2 separate regions of the Homo sapiens genome follow, and region 1 is linked to region 2. The links are chromatin loops, found by intact Hi-C in ENCODE. Cell type or tissue: A673. All regions are shown on one strand. Each heading gives the region's core, and the rest is flanking DNA. Links, peaks and the distances in the headings are about the cores only.

Region 1 (2,823 bases), core at 10-2,509, 290 kb before region 2:
CTGCCTGGGCCCTTTGTGATCTCTCTCAGAGGGTGACCGCTCATCACTCAGATGACACAGAGGAGATCCACACCAGCAACAGTCCAAGTAGCCAGCATTTATTAAGCATTTCCTATGAGCCGGATATCATGCAGATGTTCCTACAGAACTTCTTCAATCACATCACAGTTCTGTTCAAAATCCTCACTGGCTCCACATTGTACAAAGAATAAATGTAATTTGCATCTAATTCTTATCTAATGCCTTTAATTCATTCAGAACTAAGCAAAACAAAGAAGGGATATATTAGGTTAAAAGGCTACCATTAGGCCAGGTGTGGTGGCTCACACCTGTAATCCTTGCATTTGGGAGGCCAAGGCAGGAGGATAGTTAGGGCCAGGAGATTGTAGACCAACATGGCAAGACCCTACCTCTATGTAATACAAAGAAAAAAGCTACTGTGAGATTGCAGGAATACATTTGGGCTAAAAGTTCCCTATTTGTTCCTCCAACAAGGTCCATTCTAAAAGAATGTCCTCTCTGATTAAATAAAACAGCAAATATGTGTGTGTGTGTGTGTGTGTGTGTGTGTGTGTGTGTGTATTCTCTTTCCCTGGAGTAGTCAATTTGTTAATTATGGCAACAACCACATTCTATTACTATTGGAGCTCATTCTCATGACAGATTACACAAATAGTCTTCAGTGCAAATCACCTTACAAAGGGAAGACATCACTTAAAACTGTAAGCCTAAACATCAGGGGGAAATGGAAGTATTTCATAGGTGATGCCGAGTATTAGCTATTATTGTGGATTATTTAGCGGTCTCACACCAGGGGAGCAGAAAACTGAACATGGTGAGAAATACTCAGAATTAAGAATTTGTTTCTTCACCATCTCTACCAGCTATCAATGTATTGCCTTTCCAATCCAAAATCACCCAGCATTGCCTGCTCTGTACAAATGAGTTTTAGTCCTTTAAATAACTCATTTCACCAGCTGGCGTAATGCTACATGTTGTCCATGGAGGGTGCTGAAGAGACATTTGAGCTGGAAGGGTTTTTCTCCATTGAGGGCAGGCTTCTGCAGCACAGGTGGCTTCCCATGCCCAGTTCCTGCTGTGCAAGCAGCTTCTTCAATGTCTGGCTTCTGCAGCATGCACGGCTTCTCTCAGCATCCAGCTCCCGCAGTGCAGGCAGCTTCCTGAGCACCAAGCTTATGAAGTGCATAGTAGTTAGTAGCACTTGGGAAGTTTATAGTAGAGTCCTCTACTATAGCAGAGTAGGGAGACACTTCTCTGTGACAGTTTTCCTTAGCACCTTAGGACGCATTGCCTACAAGCTCCAAAGGGCAGATTCTAGCAAGTTACACCAGTGCAGCACCCCAACATCTCTGCCATTCAGTAAGTCACAGCACTGTCCTCTCCAACAATCACTAGGTCTCAGCCTAGAGGGTCTCTTCCTGTGATGCTCTGTCTCAGTTTTATGGGTAGTGGCTGGCTGCACCTTATATCTGATATTCCTATCTTCTTTAGAGCTCTCTTTTCTTCTTACTAGTCAATCCCTCATGACTTTAACCGCTGTAATAGTTAATTCTTTATATTAAAGTCTCCTCACTCAAGTTACCATATGACTGCTGCCTCCTGATTGGTCCCTGATTGACACACTGTTGCATATGCACAGGCACACACACATACACACACACAAACACAATGGCTTATAAACTTTAAAATGGGTACAAACTGTTTTAAACCCTCCAGCCCCCAGCTCCCAAAATCAAACTTTCGCTAGGCTAGAGATGAATATACTAACTTATTTTATCCTCATAGTACCCCTAAAGGACTGGTATTTTTAATCCCAGTTTTACAGACGGGGAACTGACATGTTGAGTGGTTAAATGACTTACCCAAGTTCCCAACACCATATAGAATGTTTTATACATTAGTAGCACCAAGACTGTGCTATGCAGAACTCCTATTAACCTCAATAGGGAAGGCACCATGCTCAAGTGGCCAAAGAAGAGACCTGGAGCCAGCAAATGAGACATGGGGTTTTACTGGGGGCTTCCATACGGGGGAAAGAGTCCAGTAGTTGCAGGCTGGGTAGGAGAACTGCCTTCCGTACAGAAACAGTCTAGGGGTGGTGGCTTGGACAAGATATCCGCCTTACATAACAGTCCAATGGTGGAAGGCTAGACAACATAACCACAGGGCCCAATGGCAGTGGGTTAGGCAGGAAAACCACAACTGCCTGCAAACAGCATGAAGTTTATATACAGCATTTTCACTTAACACCATCCCCTTAACGACCTTCACCTGGCAACCTTCATGTAACCCAAAACCCAGGGCCTCAATCCCCTGTACAGCCCGTGTTCCACAAGATGGGCTGGGAGCTCAGATGTTTATCATACATAAGGAACGAATCTCCAGGTTGGCCATTCCCAGAATCCCTAGCTCCGAGCACACATTCAGGTGCATCTGAATACAGGGTGACTCTAAGGGTATGCTTAGATTATTGTTGTCAGGTGCATTTAGGCAACAGACTGAGCTACGTCGTTCCAAAACTAGAGAAGTCATTTACCTAAGATTAAGGACTGTCCTGACTTGTTTTTCTTTTTTCTTTTTTTTTTTTTTTTTTTTTTTTTTGTGACAGAGTCTCACTCTTGTTGCCCAGGCTGGAGTGCAGTGGCGCCATCTCGGCTCACTGCAATCTCTGCCTCCCGGGTTCAAGCGATTCCCCTCCCCTGCCTTAGCCTCTCCAGTAGCTGGGATTACATGCACATGCCACCATGCCCAGGTAAGTTTTGTATTTTTAGTAGAGACCGGGTTTCTTCATGTTAGCCAGGC
Region 2 (2,823 bases), core at 266-2,765:
CCAAGTCAGATAAATTTCACCCGTATGTGTTCATTTTTTATTAAACATCTCATATCTGCAACTTAAGTTCTTTTAAACTGGCCTTGATTTTAAAAGTTCAGAGTCTATTAACTTATGCTAAATCATGTGGCTGCTTTAGATGCCAGAGCATTGGATAGGGAATGGAAAATTGAACTGGGAAATGGGAGTAATTGATCTTCACCAATGGACCCAGCCTCTCTGTGGCTAAATTCCCCTGTGTGTAAAAATGCAGGAAATTACATTTGGACCCCAAATTTACTTTTTCCCTACTTTAAAATACATCATATACACAGAAGGCAGCACAGTGTCATGAACAATAATAAAACAAATGCCCACTAATCCACACATGGATTTTGACAGCATGTAACAATTTCCCTGATTTCTAATCCACTTAAAAAGTGGTGGCCCCTCTTTTTGTGCTCTGACAGTTAAGACAGTTTGCATAGCTCATCTCTCCTTGGAGGAACTTGTCTCTCTTTTGAATTAGCTTACTTGGTTGCCTCAGAAGCTATTCTTTCTTACGGGCTCAACAAAAGTAATGATTTTGTCATTTACCTGTCATTTTCATTGTTAGGGTGAGAGTGATGAGCTTTGCAGCTATATCCTAAGCAGAAGTGTAAGTATATTTCAATTCCACCTTTATCCTATATCAAATCTATATACTTGAGCCTGTCTGGGAGGCTACATAAGAATCATGCTGCTTTAATAATAAACCTTTCTTCCTAGCAATGTAAGTCACCCCTCAATCTTCCAAAATTTCTTCATCCCTTTATTAAGCTTCCCAGGTGACTTTAGAATTATATTCTCTAGTTAAAAAAATGCTTTTGACATTTTTATTAGAATTGAAGTGGTTGAATTCTTGAGTTATGCCATTCAAGAATGGGTATGCCCTATCATTTATTCCAGTCTTCTTTCAAATCCCTCAATAAAGTTTTACAGTTCTATTTCTATGGGTCCTGCCTACTTATGTAAGTTTGTTCCTAGATATTTTATATTTTAGTTTCTATTTTTAATACTTTTTAAAAATTATCTTTTCTTTTGAGTTGTTGATTTTGAAAGATAAGCTTTAGCTGGGCACAGTGGCATGTGCCTGTAGTCCTAGCTACTTGGGAAGCTGAGGTGAAGGGTTTGAGCCCCAGAGCTTGAGCCTGGGCAACAGAAACAGTGAGACCCCTGTCTCTTAAATAAGTGTGTGTGTGTGTGTGTGTGTGTGTGTGTGTGTGTGTGTGTGTGTGTGTGTATGGCATATTGATTTTGTAACCAACTGCCTTATTGAACTCTACTTACTTCAAATATTTTTTCTGTTTACTTTATTAGATTGCTAGATAGGCAATTATATGTAAATAATAATTTGCCTCCTCCTTTCCAAAGATTTTTCTCTTATTTCATTTGTTTTACTGTTTTGGCTAAACTTTCAGAAAATATTAAATGATCATGGATAGTCGGCATACTTGTCTTATACCTGAACTTAGCAGGAAACACCAGAGCTTCACTTTAAGTATGGTGATACCTGTGGCAAAAACAATAAATCAGCTTATTCAACAATTCCCTTCTCTTGCATTTGAGAAAGAAAAGAAAAGAGCAGCCCTTGACATTCAGAAGCTGGCCAGGCACTCACAGCTAGGCCATGCTGCCCTCTGTTGGACATAAACCATGTCACAGAATATCAAAGCCAGACAAAGTTACTCTGGGATCATGATTCAATGAAATAAGGCGAGTCCACACCATCATTTTGCTGAAGCTCAGAAAAAAATAAGTTCACTGTGCCCCTCACAAAATACCAAACATTCCTCTCTTGTGGCCAAAATGAGTAACTGTTAACTCTTTACCACTTACCCCTTTTTTTCACTCATTTACCCTCCTTGATAAAACTTGAGATAATCATATAATTGCACCTGCTTTCTAACAGCATCCAATTTAGAAAAAAATACCTGCTTTCTTAGCCCCTCCACAAATCACCCAACCAATGCCCAAATCCTATAATAGGTTCTAACACCTCTTATTGAGACACCCCATAGCTCCCCATGGTGTGTTTTCCCTCGCTGCAACAAGTAATAAACCCAACTTGTTCAACTAGAGTTGTATTTGTGGTGGTCTCTGACTGGAGGACATTGGCATGCTTTAGAAACCAGAAAACTAAAAAGTACATTTCTGTACTTACAACTAAGGTTCATTCATATAATATATGCCAGTCATTTATGCCCACACTGATTCAGAGATGGAAGAGAACAATGTGAGGAGGTGGTCACAGAGTAGGAGATTACAGATTCTATTATACCCAGACAGTACACAGGCATCTGGCCCTTTAGGAGCAGCTATGATGGAATCCTAGTCTTTCCACTAGAACAGCCCTATTGTAAGGAGGTATGGTTTTCTTCCTATGTCATCTGATTGCATTGTTCCTGGCTATGTAGCTTTAAAATCTAGTTCTTGGGCCACTTAGAAATTATTTGAGTGATCCAATACTCTTTTAATAATTTATTTTTGCTTACATTAGTCTTACAAGATGATGGAATGGGATGCTTGCTGCTTTAGCATGGTGTCTCCGACTGAGTTACCACTACAATAGGTGTCAGGATGCCAAAATGATTGTGAGAGCATCACTTCCAACTCCCAGATCTTACTCATCTTTCAGCCAATTCTAACCCACAACCCTACAGAGAAGAGGATTCTGAGAAATGTACTTCCAGGTTGGCTACGATACAGCACATTCCTACAAAGGATTCTTTTTTTTTTTTTTTTAACTACATAGGATTCTCAATCTTCTCTGTATGCCCTTTTCCCACATTGAATTTTTTCATT

What was found. A loop is a pair of places that touch in the nucleus more often than their neighbours do. Peaks named below come from ENCODE experiments on the same cell type or tissue, not always from the same donor. Only the 100,000 strongest peaks of a DNase experiment are listed, where the experiment ranks them.
Region 1: a loop joins it to region 2, with 4 times the contacts of the local background. A loop is called at or near these places in 3 of 110 quality-filtered maps.

The regions. Positions count from the first base shown.
Region 1 is chr5:155,259,221-155,262,043 of GRCh38, reverse strand. No RefSeq gene overlaps it. Among named protein-coding and RNA genes, the nearest start is that of KIF4B, 250 kb to the right of the region's middle. In A673, for the core only: a CTCF peak has its summit at 1,009; a DNase peak (open chromatin) is centred at 1,083.
Region 2 is chr5:154,971,510-154,974,332 of GRCh38, reverse strand. No RefSeq gene overlaps it. Among named protein-coding and RNA genes, the nearest start is that of MRPL22, 32 kb to the right of the region's middle. In A673, for the core only: a CTCF peak has its summit at 1,657 (motif pointing left); a DNase peak (open chromatin) is centred at 1,642; H3K27ac peaks cover 2,148 bases.